Regions from separate parts of the Mus musculus genome. Here region 2 is linked to region 1. Evidence: chromatin loops called from intact Hi-C (ENCODE). Cell type or tissue: left cerebral cortex. All regions are shown on one strand.

Region 1 (8,000 bases):
TCGGTAGCGGAGGCAATTTCGGAGGAGACGGTGCTTTCGCTGCTCGGGTGCTGCAGGTTGAACAAAGTGTCTATTTCGAATTTGCCTTTGGCGGGGAGGTCTCCCAGAGCTCCGTGCAGCGGGGCGGACGGCAGGCGCGGACTGAGGCGAGCCGGGTGCTGCGAATTTTCCAGGGCCTCGAGCACAGCACCGCCAGCTGAATCGGACAAACTGGAGAACCTCTTGCCAGCAGTAGGGCTGTGGAGCCCTCTTTCCATCAGAATCATCTCTTTTCTTATTCTTTCCATCATCTCAGCTTTCTAAAAAATGTCACAGTGGCCTGGCTGTCCCGTCTTAATGATGGGCTGCGCCCAGGGCTGATTCTCATTCAGCCCCAGCAAGCGGCTCTAAATATTATTATCTCTTTTGGAGGGAGGCGGAAAAAATTGTGGGATGCCAGAGCGAGGGAATGACTGGTCAAAATGACCCATACATCCTTCCGAGTCGGAGATGTCATTCATCAAAAAGTAGCGCCCGCTCGTCATTAAGGTACGAATGACGCCGTTCGAATAATCATTTATTGTAACAGGTTTATAAGCAAATAAATACACGCTCCTGTCAGTGGGTAATGAAGGCGACTTCAGAGCAGACAAATAGATCCAGGTAGGAGACGAGAAGACACGAGAAGTGAGGAAGAAGGCTCCGGTCCTTTGCCCGCTCCCAGCCAGTTCTGCTCGCCCGGGGGTTTGGCCTCGGGGGTGAAATTGACAGTCTGATTAATAGAGCACGCCGCGGCGCATTTCCCCCTTCATTTAGGGGCATCATTACGCTCTCAGTTTGCTGGGTTGCCCCTTAGGTCCTAATCATGCAGCGCCTTCCTCATTTCTCCACGAACACAGATACGTGTTAAATAATAGATAATGCTTTGATTTTTCCAGGGTAGATTCTTGAGAAGTTTTTGTTTTGTTTTGTTTTGTTTTGTTTTGCCTTAACATTTACAAGCTGGGGGCGTAAGGGGGGCGGGTAAAGGGGAGGATACAGGAAGAGTTGCGTAAGAAGACCTCGCGCCCACTCCTGTCAGGATTACTTATCTTTCTGTTTTAAGAACCAAATATTAATAATGAGTATTTTATTTAACAAATAGAATTCTGAGTTCTTTCTCTCTCCTTACTTTTTCCTCTCAGTCTTGATTCTCCCCTCCAACACACACACACACACAGAGAGAGAGAGAGAGAGAGAGAGAGAGAGAGAGAGAGAGAGAGAGAGAGAATATATCTTGTAGACTTTTGAAAATGCTTTCTTGCTACGTGGCTGAGGAGGTACACAGGACCCGTGCCGTGCCTCCAAGTGGAAATCATTACATCTTCTCTTATTTTCTACCACTGCTTGCAGGCTAACTTCTGAACTCGAAGACCTTAGATTTTTTGTTTTATAATCCTCTGATGGATAAGCTTCTCACCCTCGCATTCTCCCTTAGGGGAAATAAACTAGACTGGAGGATCTGATAGTAGAAATTGACAGCTAACTTTAAACACAATCATGATTTACCGTACCATAGCTCCCCATCACAGAACCCACTTTTTAAAATTGCCGGCTTTCTCCCACCCTTCTCAAATAGAGGAATTCGTGGTGAAGTAACTGGGTTTTGGGGGTCAAAGTGGAGGGAATGGAATCTCCTGCTGCCTCCCTTCCTTTCCCACTTTGTTCTTCTTCCACTTCTCCATCCTCCCCCTCCTCCACCCTAGGCCCTTACCTGTGGCCCCCGGTGTTCCTGGTGCTGACTGGGGGCACAGAGAGTCTCCAACCAGCCTTGCCTCTTCTCCTTCCCGCCTGAGGCTGGAGGCTGAGCCTCTTGGCGATAACTTTGATAGTCATAATGACGCCGGTGGCAACCATTTTAAGGAAGATCAATCTTCACTCAAATGCGCTCATCTCCTCCCGCGCTTGCGCCCCACCCTGCCCGACTCAGATGCGTCGTGCCAGTTTGCCCGCCTGCTGCCCCAGAAGCAGAGCTTTGTCCGCACTGGCGAGGTCCACGGAAGACAGGGACAGGACACAGTGGTCTAGCGCGTGAGCTTCCGAAGCAGCCTAGAGAGCCTGGCAGTCTTGATGCTGGTTTTGCATCCCGGTCACAGGACTAACTGAGACCCTAACCCGGGCCCCCCTCCTTCCCGCCTTGAGACACACCCAGCATATTGGGGTGTGTTAGGGGGTAAACCTCTGATCTAATTGCCCATCTGTCTGTTGGCGCTTTCTTTTTAACCTTGGACCCGTTGGGGGCGCGTCAAGAATGTAAGGGGAGGTGAGGTGTGAAATATATTTATATACATGTGTATACATATATAGTCAATGCCAAAAGTTTTTCACCTCTTCCCCTTAGCGCCAACTTATTTCTACAGGCAAGCTTGCTGGAAAAAAAAAAAAAAAAAAAAAAAAAAAACAATCCCACCTCTTTAAAGTTGTAAGTGGAAAATTGCATAGGCTCGCAGGCTTAGGAGAATTGTCTGGTGGGCGATGACCTCCATTTGAGAATTTGACCCAGCATCCACCTTTGCCCCTGTCCCAGTGGCTATTCTACCCTAGTGGTCATTCAGTTCCTGGCACTTGCATTGTCCTCAAGCAGGATTTTGGCTACCTCTCTTCGCTAATCACACGTCCAGCTCTGCGGGCGCCCCCAACTGCTTCTCAGCCAGGACGCCCAGCTCCACCGGTCCAGGCAGTCTGGGCCCCAGTGTCTCTGGGAGGATCCTGCTACCTAATCCTTCTCTACCCAAGGGACTAGAAGAGAATCTTTGGTCTAGGCTAGGCTCCATGGGGGGCCAAGACCCTGGCAGCAAGTGGTCGCTCAGCCTGGGCGGAAATCCGCCGATGCCTTTATTGCTGTCATTTGGCGCCCCCATCTGTTTTCCTCGCGGTTTCAGCAGCTGTGAGCTGCTTTTCTGTCGCAGAAACCTCAGTGGCCTAGGAAGATTTCTTACCTTCTTCTACGACCCACCGCCTCTGGTTCCAAAAGCTGGCCAAGTACGACTCCACTCTACTGAAAATGAAAAAAAAATCATTTCTCCGCGACACCTTCATTCATTAGTGGTTTTGAAACTACCTTGCACCTTTTAAGTAACACTGATACTGCATTTCCAGGATGTCTATTGCCCCACATATACTTGTGATCTTGTCAGGGAAACTACCTCAATGAAAAACATCCATAACTTTTCACTGCCCTTAGCAGAGGATAGCATTTCACAGTGACTATTCCATTTGAATAGTTAATGTTCCTTTAGAACATTACCTATTACTAGTAATAATATTGACTAATTTGTATAACTCATTTAGTATACAATTACAAGTGGCTTTTTACATAGATCTACCTTCTGAAGACCAGAGAACCCCTGGGGAATTGCCCCGCCCCTTTAAGGAAACCTCCTACACAGAGAGCTTTGGTAATTGTTCATGGTTTATACTTATCTCCAATAATGGATGTCATGGGGGGTTGAAAGTTTTGCATAACCGCTTTTTTTTTTCTTCATGTTACCTGTCTTATTTAAAGGCAGGCCTACCTCAAAAACATTACACCAGTGGAGGAGAGAGAGAGAGAGAGAGAGAGAGAGAGAGTTACATTTGTTGAAAAAATAGTCATTTCATATCCTTTCCAGAAAGGAGAGGATGAAATTAGAAATGGACCCAGTTTTCAGTTTCTGATATCTTCAAAGTACCATCACCAAGAACAAGAACACTCAGACAAAAATCTAACCCAAACCCCATGCCTTCAAAGGGCATCTTCCACCTATGCGAAGGGCATGCCAAATTTTTAAGATTGGGAGTGAGGTGACATACAGGAAAAAATTTCTCTGTATTACCCAAAAAGAACAGTTTTGCTGGCAAGAATGATGTAAACAAAGCAAGGGCATTTTCTTTTCCTCCTTTTCTTTTTCTCCTTCCTTCCTTTCTTCCTTCCTTCCTTCCTTCCTTCCTTCCTTTCTTTCTTTCTTTCTTTCTTTCTTTCTTTCTTTCTTTCTCCTGGGGTGGGGTTAGACTGCCAAACTAAGTATTTGTTTCTTGTAAACAGTGAACATTTGACCTGTGACTTCAGGTTAAAACTTGTTCTAGACTTGCAGAGGGATGGGTCAAGAGTAAAGCCCCGTCGAGCAGCAACAGGGCCACGGGATGCGGTGGTCTCACCCAGCTCTGGGCTTCCCGGTGGAAGATGCCAGCCACCCGTTCTCAACCCGAAGTAAGTCTCAAGCTCGCTGGAGAACTTATGGGAGTGCAGATGTTGTGAACGGGCAGTAAACACCTGCAGAGTCTGAGCTGCGGGCAGGGCATGTTTTCTTTAGGCTAAGTGTGGTCTTCAGGACCAGGTTTCGATTTATAAGAGAGGGTGAGGGTTGGACTAACCAAGCCAGTCTTCTAGGCTTCCTACTCTCATTTCTCCTCAGGCAAGCCTCTAGCTTTCTGCCTCGCCTGGGTCAGCTCATTTAATTTAGTTTTCCTTCTCCCCTCCACCTTCAACTCCAAGTTACCCTAGAATGGTTGTAAGTGAGGGAATTGGTGGCTACTTTCTTCCTGGACCCCGAGGCTAATCAGATTTGCCAACTGCCAGGAGTTTAATGTACCCTCAGATCAGACCCAAGAACTTGCAGGGACATCTAGCGCCAAGCGCGGGGAACTGCGGTCGCCTTTCAGGGATCCGGAGCATACCACTGGCATCCTTTGCCAGTCTCTCAACTCCTTCTACATTTTTAGGCATTTTCCTACCCTTCACCCGCTTTGCTTCGCTGCTATGCATAATGTGGCTTGCCCGTGGAGAATGTGAATTATTTGAAATGGTAATAAGCTTCTATTTGACTCATAGAATAAGCATTTAGCAAGTTAGAAAAGTTGTTTCAAAATGTCAGACAAAATAGCAAATTGCAATCTTTGCTTCTATTTAGGAAGAAAGAAAGAAGTTATTCGGTCCTTAAGCCCTGGCCCTACCTTCTAGAGCTCTCTAGAAAAGCTCAGCATTTCTCTGGAAGGGAAGACCCTGCCTGTTTCCTACAGTCCACAGTTGGAGGTGGTCTCTTCATCTCAAATAGGGCCCTGCTGCCCAGTGGGAGGCAAACTCAGGATTTTTTTTTTAAGTCACCTGGTATTTAGAGGGGCGGGGGGTGTTTGTTGTTGCCTGAGATTTTCATTAAATATAGGCTAATTTTGTTGCTAAACCCAAAAGGATTCCACCTTTTAGATTTAGAAAATGCCCCAAACACAGGACATCTGGCTGTTGCTAGAACCTGCCTTATACACAAAATGTTGTGATTCTCTTGGGGTTTGCTTCATATTTTGTTTGCTCTGTTTTTTTTTTTCTCAGCCTGAGTGAAGTTGATTATTAGCTGGAGAGGAAAAATTAGCTCCAGAGCTGGCAGACAGACATGGTCAGGAACAAAAACCAGCCAGTTCTTCTCAACTTAAGACCCTGCTTCTAAACTGAGACGTTTTCTACTGAATCATTGGTTTCTCAAAAGTTAATTAAAAGGGTGTTCTGTATTTCCTGGTTGTGGTCATCAAGGTAAATACTTTCAAAGGCATCTCCCACAACCCTTTTCTGGCAGGATCCTGCCATCCTGGTTGTAATCGTCATCAATTGTGTTGTTAATTGAGCTCATTGCTGTCTTGGTAAACAGGACACTTCAATAAGTCTAAGTCATAGCCTGTATCCATTCATTTTTCCATCCCCAAACAGATGTACAAATTGTGAGATCTACAAGAAAGAACAGAGGCTATGTCTGTCTCCAGCACAGATTCAATACTCAGTGGGGCGCTTGAGGAAGGAAAGAAGAAAGAGAAGCAAATGGAGAGACGTGGAAGGGGATTGGGGCAGCAAAGGACATCATGGCCTTTCACCCAAATCAGGAAATGTAGCTTTTTTTTTCACAGAACAATAGGTAAGTATTTGGAAATTATTTTCATTGCTAAACTCTTGCTTATCCTTTTGTTAAGATTTCATTGTGATGTGCTGCCACACAAATATAAGGCTCACCCTGTGCTCTTGGACATCTGAAAAAAAAATGGTTATAAGCCTGGCATAGAGGTTCATGCCTGTAATCCCACCCCTTTTGAAAATTTGAGGACAGCCTTGGCTAGAGAGTGGATCTATGTCTCAAAAAAAAAAATTGAAGGAAAAAAATAGATTACAATTAAATTTCAGCTTGAATACAGTTTGGACACAAGATATCCAAGCTAAACGAAAACATTTCTTCTTATTTAACTGCAGCATCCTCTCTATACCTGCCTACCCACCCCGTAAACTACCAACACCCTAATTTTACCTCATAATCAGCCTCAGCAGTCTGGCTCAACAGCAGTGACTTCCCTGGGATCCTGGGATTTGGAGTTCTACCTGTGGGCCCTTTCAGAGACCTTTTTCTAGTATAACCTACTTCTGCATATCTAAACTTAATTTTTGTTGAAGTCACAGACAAGCTGGTGATAGAAAATGATAAAATTCATTATTCAAAACTTTCTTTATTTCTGAATAACCTTTGAAATTGGCAGAGAAACCCTAAGTTCTACAAGGGCACCACAGAGCGTTATAGGGAAGAAGACTATATCAAGAAGTTTTAGCCTAAGCATTAACTCCTATATTCTCCCAGCCAAGCACAACTTATTTTCTTGTGTGGTAATTTAAGCAAAGGTTGAGACTTTAGTTTCAAAATGTGACAATTTTTGTTTTAACTTTATTTTCTTCGATTTAAAAATACAATGCTTATCAAATGTATTAGTCAGATTTTTAAAAAATGGTACTGAAGCCCAAAGAACACAAAACTACTAAATTATTGAGTTTTAGGAGACTGAGGTGTGTTGGTTCTGGCTATTTCTGTTTAATTTGTTTTTAAAAACGTTTCAGTAAATGTTTAAAGCCATAGGGGTGCGGTGGGGGAGTATCAATGGCTCCCAAGTTGTTCTTTCTCTGTGAGTAACAAGAAAGGAAACAAGGAGAAAATACAACATCTCATTGTTACTCTTTTTCAAAAGCTCAGAAATACTACTACCTGGCTCTTCAAATGCAATCCAGCTTCCATTCTAACTTTTGTCCTTTCTCAAGCAATCAAAATTATCGCGATCAACAAATTACTACCCATCACAATGCTGCAAAAACCTGGAGAGACCCTCCGGGTTTGAATTTGACCATGACCAGGTCTAGGATTTTTAAAAGTTATACAAATTCTCTTAGTTTCCAGTACCTCTCATAACCTACACCCCCATCCCCTTATTTGAGCCTTTTATGGTTACTGTGGTTTTTGTGTCAACACTCTAATGCCATCAGCCCACCCTGTGATGCCAGACCAGACCAGGCCCAGAAGGACCTTGCTCACTCCTTTTCTTCTTTTCTTCTTCTTTCTCAGAGCTTATTTTCAGAAGGCAGTGACGCTGAGTGACAAGCTGGACTTAGTATTGCACGTTTAGGGGAGTGATTTTCTTAAAAGATAAACTGGTCTGAAGGTTGATAGTACAGCATCAAACTGGCCCACTTTGAGGCTCACGCACCCACCCAGCACTCTTGACTAACCAAGTCTAAAATAGCTCTCAGGAGACCGACCTAGATTCAAATCAGAGCTCACAAGGACGACCCATAAGTTGTTAAGACTCTGTGAGAGGAGGTGGAAATACAGAGCGATTAGAGCCACCCTACCTAACTCTATCTGGTATTAGCTCCTCCGGTACTCACAACTAGAGCCTACTCTGTCCCTATGAAGTTCTATGAACTCGGACTGCGCCTGTCACCAGTCCGGACTTTACTTGGTGGTGGTGGGGGGGGGGGGGGCGGACAGAGAGAGAGAGAAGAAGAAGAAGAAGAAGAAGAAGAAGAAGAAGAAGAAGAAGAAGAAGAAGAAGAAGAAAAGAGAAGAGAAGAGAAGAGAAAAGAAAAGAAAAGAAAAGAAAAGAAAAGAAAAGAAAAGAAAAGAAAAGAAAAGAAAAGAAAAGAAAAGAAAAGAAAAGAGACGAGAAGAGAAGAAAGGACACCCCCTTGACTTGACACACTCAAT
Region 2 (8,000 bases), 1.1 Mb before region 1:
TGGTCAGCAGTCAAGAGCTCTTACAGAGGACCTGGGTTCAGTTCCTAGTACCCACAGGACAGCTCACAGCCATGAGGGACACCAGTCCCAGGGTGTCTGATACTCTCTTCCAGCCTCCATACAGGACACAGATGTACACACAGGCAAACACACATAGGCATAAAATAAAAGGGAGAAAAATAATGATAAAGAAGCCAGAGACATCTCCTCTTCTCCTCTGGCTCTTACTCCCTTACCCTCTTCCTCCCTTTTCCCCATTTCCCGCTCCCCCCACCCACCCTGCCACGTGCTCATGGCCGACCTCCTCCACTCCTCCTCCTCCTCCTCCTCTTCCTCTTTCTGTCTCTTTGTCTGTCTCCCTCTCTGTCTTTCTCTGTCTCTAGTACCCTCTCAAATCGCCCCTGCATGTCCTAAATCAACTCTGTTCCATATTAGAAGAAGGAAGAGGAGGAGAAGGAGGAGGAGGAAGACGACGAGGAGGACGAGGACGGGGAGAAGAAGAAGAAGAAGAAGAAGAAGAAGAAGAAGAAGAAGAAGAAGAAGAAGAAGAAGAAGCCGCCTGAGATGTTTGCCAGTAACTGATTTTGTCACTTTGGACAAGTCACTTATGACCTGTGTTTATGCTGTGGTCCATAAAACCCTTCCTTCACAGGATGACAGGATTGCAGTGCCTAAATGATAATAATGTATCATCCCCCGGGGCCCTGGCTCAGCACCCGCTGCAGTAAGGAGCAATATGCAACCTGGATAGCCTCCTCATTGCTCAGAGTATCAGTTTCCACCCCGTTAAAATCAGAGCAATGGGTATCCTAGCCCACAGGGATGTCGACGTGTAGAGGGAGGATGTGTGCACCAGGGTCCAGCCAAGCTGGTGTTGAAAGCTCATTTTAGCCTTATTGGTGGGCGTGTGTTGACCTGAGACCATGGTGTGAACTCAGGTCTGCCTCTGCGCTGCTAGGAGCACCTGCTTCTTACTGCTTGTCCAACAAGAACGTGGCTTCTGGGAGCTGAACCATGAGTGCCAAAGGGGAGGGGACCCAAACCTTTCTAGGCCAAGGAAAAAGGGAGGGGGAGCCAGGTCTGGGAGGTCAGACATCTACCCTGTTTGTCTACCTGGATATCCCACGAGACTTTAAGCTGCCTAAGGACAGATAGGTTTTCTTTCTCACCATGAAGCTTGTGTGACCCTAGAGCAGTGGTTCTCAGCCTTCCTATCTCTGTGACCCTTTAATACAGTTCCTCCGGTTGTGTGACCTTCAGCCAAAAAATTATTGTATTGCTACTTCATAACTGCGAATTGCTACTGTTATGACTCTTAATGAAAATATCTGTGGTTTCCAGTAGTCTTACGCAATCCCTGTGAAAGAGTTGTTCCATGACAGGGGTCATGAACCACAGGGTTGAGAACCACTGGTCTAGAATTTTGTTCGGTAGATAATAGGTATATATTCTAGGTGTACTGTATGAACAAATACAGAATAAAATGTTATGGTCATATACAGGATTCCTAGGAGGAAGAGCCTTCCCCATCCGCTGCCTTTCAGGGCTGTTTTGTTTTGGTGATTGTGGGGCTCAAACTCAGGGCCTTAGATGTGTTAGGCAGGTGCTCTCCCACTGAGCTATAGCCCAGTACGTCCCTGGGCTTTCTGCCTGCGTACTGCATTGTCAGGGGCTGAAGGGAAGGCACCTATCCCTGTGGCCACTCACAGCCTGTTCTCACAGCGCCTTCTGGTGAGCCTGGGATTACCAGAGCCTTCCCACAAAAAAACAGCAGTCTCTCTGTATGCCTCCTGGAAAACCTCCCCTCTCAGCTAACGGTGGGGGACACCGTGAGCTCAGCATTGACTCTAAATCTGAAAGAGACCATTTCTAGTGAAGGGGGTAAGCCACCGGAGCAGGTGAGGTGCCCGGTCCACCACTGCCCACTTTACAGTGTCACCAAGGTTTGACTTTGGGGTTGGATAGACATGTCCCTCTGTCTTGGCATTGCCCTTTCTTGCTTCCAGTGTGGCGTTAGGTTAGTTGTTTCTCTCTCATGAAAACTGATGTCCTTGTTTACAAAATGTGGATATTAGAAATTTCCTCATGTAGTGCTGTTATGGAGGAAGAAAACAGACCATGTCTTGGAGCATCCAAGTGAGGTACTTGAGAGTTCTTGGGGCACCAAGAAGCTACGCTAGGGTGGTGGTGTGAGCATGACCAGCCAGCCCTCTGAGCGGGATCTTTACATGTGGCAATTTAGAGCTTGCATGTGGGAAGTGCTTATGTTTTTCAAGTCCTTTGTCTCTTCTCACTAGGCCTCAGACACTCTAGGGTCCTTACACTCTTGTAAACAACACCTATCTTGTTCTCTCATGGTTTTCCTAGAGTGGGAGGAGGGGGCTCAAATCTCAGCAGGATGCAGAAATCACATGGCCAGGTACAACAGCTGGTTTGGAAGCCTTTGAAAAGGTGAAGCAAGAGAAGGAGGCGAGGAGGCTTTCAGGAAACCCTGGGGCCCTTTCTGCTTCCTCCTTCTAAAACTTACAAAGCCACTGCCACATACTCCCCTACTGCCACTCAGACACACCACACAACTGCATCCAGACACTGGAGAAAGTGAAGGGCATGCTGGAGGGCACAGCCCCACTTCCCCTCTACCAGACAGGAACACTTCTTTTTACCTGACACTTCCCTTACTCATGCTGGGCACTTCTGGTTTCTGCTATGTCAGGGAGTCTAATTTCTTAATGGTTCTTATATCCTCCTAGGCAACAGAGAGATGACTTGCTCAACAACGTGCTCATGTGTAGGGGAGGACCATTCTTTGTTGTGGGGCTGTTCTGGATGTTAAAGGTTTTTTTGTGGCATGCCCAGCCTTGGTCCTGTAGGTGTAAGCTGGACCCACAAACATAGAATCTGAGAGTCTAAATCATGGTCTGATCCAGATCATAGATGATTCAGTGGAGTTCAGTGATGTCTCTAAATGGTTCCAACAGCTCATGGATAAGCCACTTCATGTCCTGCTGTTTTACTGATCCCTGTTATCAAAGCCAGTCTCTGTCAGCTTTGCAGAGGCAGGACCTACACTGAGCTCTCCTGTAAGAGGCTTTAACGAGAGCAGAGAGCAGGTAAGAGCAGCTACTGTTCATGCCTGAAGGCAGGGATGTTCCCCAACCAGACCCTCGGGGAGATCTATACATCAGACTTGACCAGGGCCAAGGGCAGGGGAGAGGGAAGGAGCACCATGTGCCTGTGTGGTTCTGCCAGCTCGACTCCAGGAGCTAAGCCTCTAGAAGGATTCTGGTCTAGACGCTTCTCTACAAAGGTCGTAGTTTCCCTGATTCACACATTTTAGCCAAAGTCTCTCGGTTGTAAAATGTCAGGTCCGAACTGGAAAAAAGTGATTCCAATGTGTGCTCTGGGTCAGCCAGTGGGCTACTTTACCAATAGACGGTAAAGAACTAGAGATACAACCCTAAATGGAACGCATATGGAGTGCTCCCCCCCCCCCACCGCCCCCATGCCTAAGGATCAGAGATCGTAGGTGTGTGTGAGAAAGAGAGTAGGGGCAATAGGTAGCAAATGACTACAGGGAAATTGTCTACTGAACACAGCAGGGCAGCTGCATGTGTGAACTTACAGTGGCTGATGACAGCGTGCACAATAACCTGTGCAAGCCCAAGCCATGAAATCCCAACATGGAGTGGGGAGCTGGGTGTGAGGTCTCATCCCAGCTGAGGATCTGTTGCCAACTGTCAGCTACTGAGAGCAAGAATCAGTTTTCTCTAGGAGTGTGGCCTCAGGTGAGTGGAGAAGGCCACACTTCCAAGAATATGTAGACAGCACAATTGGACTTGTCGACAAAGGAGGAGTGGAGGGAGGAGGAAGAGAAGATGAAGACATGAAGCTAAGTAATTGAGAAGGGAGGAGTTGGAGGAGGGGTGAATATGGTCAAGACAGATATGAAATCCTTGTTTCCATAAAATAATGGTTATAATAAAATGGTAAGGTTTAAAACTAGTCACACTTGTTATTGACAATCTTAAGCTGCCCTCTGGAAAAATTCTTTTGGATTTTTTTTTTTTACATGAAACCCTGCAGTCTAGGAATCACTGACAAGAACCTTGGCCACCCAAGTACAGAACGGGCAGGTCAGCCTGAGCCACAGTGATGGGTCACTCTTAAAGGCTTGGGCAGGGGTCTGTGGCAGGCAGAATTTCTCTGGCACCGTGAGTTCTAGCATATGCAAGTGCACTGTAGCTGTCTTCAGACACCCCAGAAGAGAGCATCAGATCTCATTACAGATGGTTGTGAGCCACCGTGTGGTTGTTGAGATTTGAACTCAGGACCTTTGGAAGAACAATCAATGCTGTTAACCACTGAGCTATCTCGCCAGCCCCTTAACCACTCTTATGATAGCACAGGAATTGACCAGAAGAGCCCAATGTGCATTTGGGCACCAATTCCAATGGGATTGATAGCCATCACCATTGTGAGAAAGGCCATTAGATAAACAAGAACCCAGGAGCAATCGGAGGATAGCAACTAGGAAATCGGCCTAATAATATACCTGATTTCTGCCCAGTAAATTTTCAAAATTTAGTTAACAAAGATTAGTGGTCATGGATGTGCTGTAAATGGAGGGTTATCCAGCCAGCACTGTGCTGTTTGTTTGTTTCTACTTTAAAGCCGGGTGTCTAACCCAAAGCCCCCTAGGCCACATGTGTTCTGGGACAGCTAGGAATGTGGCTTAACAGGTCTGTGGATAAGGTCAGTGTCGAGGTACACCCCCGATCTTACGCTATTTGGAGAGAGCTCTTGCTTTAAGCAGATTTTGTGGTTCTGTGTTTTAACTTACTGGATGTAGTACTGACATCTGAACACCAGAGGGCACTGCTGCCTCGTTTATTTAAATAGGATTTTTTTTTCTGGGTGTGCCCCGTTTTTATTTTTTATTTTTTAATCTTTAAAATTTTTATTGCAGTGGGTACATAAGACTATCTCATGGAAGTATATATGTACTTTGGACGACTCTCCCAACCCCAGACACCCTCTCCTTCCTCTCTGCCCCTCCTGTTGCTGCCTTTGTTCCACACCACGGTTCGTGTCTACCTTCAAGCCCTCTGAACAACATATGCTTCACATATTTAAATAAAATCTTGCACCCCAAAGTGAGAGAAAACATGGCTTTTGCCTTTCTGAGACCATCTTTATTCCTCTAGTACAGCTATCTCTAGTTCACTCATTTTCCTTCAGTTAACATGACTTCATTCTTCCTTATGTGTCTGCACCGTTTAAAGCACTACGGTGTAGTGAGGCGTGTGCTGTTTGGCCACCTTGCCAAAACATAGCTCACTAATATCCTACCACAGTCAATGATATTTTTGTGAATGGTACGTTGTTTTCTAAAGTAAATTTCTCTGAAGTTACATGGTTAGAAGAAAAGTTTTTATTTATTTTTGTAAGCAGGTACCACTAGGCTAGGACGGAGAGTTTTGTTTGTAAGAGTACTGACTGCTCTTCCAAAGGTCCTGAGTTCAAATCCCAGCAACCACATGGTGGCTCACAACCATCCGTAACGAGATCTGACACCCTCTTCTGGAGTGTCTGAAGACAGCTACAGTGTACTTACATATAATAAATAAATAAATCAAAAAGAAAAAAGAAAAAAGCTGTGTTATCAAGACACCCCATGAGTATGGGGGGCTGGAATAAGAGCCACTTTAACTTTTCTTGAGAGTCAAAGTTTAGCTGAGATGTTGATGGAGTCTAAGCCTCAAATGTAGCACAACTCAGAAAGAATAAATAATGAAGAACCCAAATTCAAGTGAACCTTGACTCACGCTCACCTGAGTAGACCCTTGGGGGACTATGCAAGTAGTTATGAGATTTTAAAGGTTTTCTTGCTTTACTAAAGGATATACTACAGAAGTTTGTTTGTTTGTTTGTTTGTTTGTTTTTCAGCGCAAACTCCCTAGTAATGTGTATTCAAACAAGGCAAAACCTGAGGGGGGATTCAGCTCGGTGGTAGAGCATTTGCCCAACTTGCTTGCATGAGAGTTTGAAATCTAGCATCATCATAAAACAAACAAATAAACAAACAAAAAATCTTGAATTACTAAAGTTGAATTTATACACGATTTTCTTTCTTTTTTAAAAGATCTATCTATCTATCTATCTATTTATTTATTTATTTATTTATTTATTTATTTATATGAGTATGCTGTAGCTGTACAGATGCTTATGACCATCATGTAGTTGCTGGGAATTGAACTCAGGACCTCTGCTTGCTCTGGCCTCGAGATTTATTTATTATTATATGTAAGTATACTGTAGCTGTCTTCAGACACTCCAGAAGAAGACATCAGATCTCATTACAGATGGTTGTGAGCTACCATGTGGTTGCTGAGATTTGAACTCAGGACCTTTGGAAGAGCAGTCAGTACTCTTAACCACTGAGCCATCTCTCCAGCCCTATACACTATTTTCATAGGTATGATTTCTGTTATCTTAAATTGCCTCATATAAAGAAATGGCAGTATACAGTTGATTTAAAGTGGGAAGAAGAGTCGCTAAGGTGAGCAGAGAGCTCTGTAATCTTACATAACTGAAAATGAAATCTGAATAGACTTACTGTGAAAGACCATTTTCCCGATTCACGGCTGAATTCAACCTTTGCAAAGAATTGTGTTCTCTCTTGAAGAAGAAAAAAAAGAGAAGGGAAAGGAGGGAGAGGAGGAGGAGGAGAAAGGAAGAGAAGAAGGAGGAGGAGGAGGAGGAGAAGAAGAAGAAGGAGAAAAGGAAGGAGAAGGAGAAGAAGAAGAAAAGTTGTTTCTTTTGGTCTTCCTATAGTCATTATTTGTGGTTCTTCTGTGAATGAGTCACAGGTTTGAGCTGTGTTTTCAGTGGTGGCCAGACTCTAGTGTCTGAATGTTGTTGTTTGCATGTCACTTCCTATCTAGTATTGCCTCAGACAGTTCATTCCTGGAGGGCTGGGCCCGCACTTACTTGAATGCTGTGTTAGTACAGAGCATCACCCGGGGCTTTCATTCAGAAAAAAATCACAGCTCCTTGTTGGAACACAGCCTAAGAATGGAGTCATGTGAGGTGTACTCTGAGTACTTGTGGAAAAACTCTGAGAAAACTCCAAGAAAAGACAAGAGTCTGGTGACCTTAGTCTCTTCCAAGCACGGACCTGTTTTTAGGAGTGTGCTTTCATGTTCCTCCCAGGGCTAATGGATTAGAGTGAGTTTATGTCAGGTTATTCATTATAACTTGCTATTGTCATTTGTTAGTGTGCCTCTATAGAAAAACATGTGTTTTACTGTGTGCAACTTGCCCACTACAAGTGGCTTGCACACCACATGTGGCTTGTCCTTATAATTGTACACTTTACTCACATGACTCCTCTGAACCCTCAGCGTGTAAATTGTCTGGGGCTCTAACCTTGGCTATTGCATGAGACTTTAGTCTGCCTCATGATTTATCAGCTCCATCCTCCCAGGTCCCACCACCTCTAGAGTAGTAAACAGCTGGTGACTCATAAATAAAGAGGAAGCAGATGGAATTTTCCACAATTAAAGGTTGCAATATTTTCTTTGATTCTGTAGCTTGATTGGAAACTCTTTTAAACAAACAACAAAAAAACTATTTTTATTTTATGTGCTTTACCTGCATATATGCCTGCATAACATGTACATTCATGATATCTACAGAGGCCATAAGAGGATGCCAAAGCCACCAGAACTGGACTTACCAGATGGTTGTGAGCCCCCATGTGGATGCTGGGAATCAAACTCAACTCAGGTCCTCTGCAAGAGCAACCAGTGCTCAAGCACTGAGCCATGTCTCTAGACCTTGTGCTGGCTGGTTTTGTGTGTCAACTTGACACAAGCTGGAGTTGTCACAGAGAAAGGAACTACCCTTGAGGAAATGCCTCCATGACATCCAGCTGTGGGGCATTTTCTCAATTAATGATAAAGTGGGGAGGGCCTAGCCCATTGTGGGGGGTGCCATCC

Evidence for each region. A loop is a pair of places that touch in the nucleus more often than their neighbours do. Peaks named below come from ENCODE experiments on the same cell type or tissue, not always from the same donor. Only the 100,000 strongest peaks of a DNase experiment are listed, where the experiment ranks them.
Region 2: a loop joins it to region 1, with 7 times the contacts of the local background. A loop is called at or near these places in 5 of 42 quality-filtered maps.

The regions. Positions count from the first base shown.
Region 1 is chr2:74,659,130-74,667,129 of GRCm38, forward strand. Evx2 (even-skipped homeobox 2) reads right to left here and starts at 428. Exons shown (of 3, transcript NM_007967.3): 1 at 1-428. The coding sequence starts at 290. It overlaps Gm31790 (a long non-coding RNA gene), which reads left to right and starts at 2,422. Exons shown (of 3, transcript XR_374674.2): 1 at 2,422-4,802; 2 at 5,696-5,897; 3 at 7,359-7,762. In left cerebral cortex, CTCF peaks have their summits at 2,881 (motif pointing left) and 4,629; DNase peaks (open chromatin) are centred at 37, 2,861 and 4,631.
Region 2 is chr2:73,546,129-73,554,128 of GRCm38, forward strand. No RefSeq gene overlaps it. Among named protein-coding and RNA genes, the nearest start is that of Gm30940, 11 kb to the right of the region's middle. In left cerebral cortex, a CTCF peak has its summit at 4,863 (motif pointing right); a DNase peak (open chromatin) is centred at 4,861; H3K4me3 peaks cover 407 bases.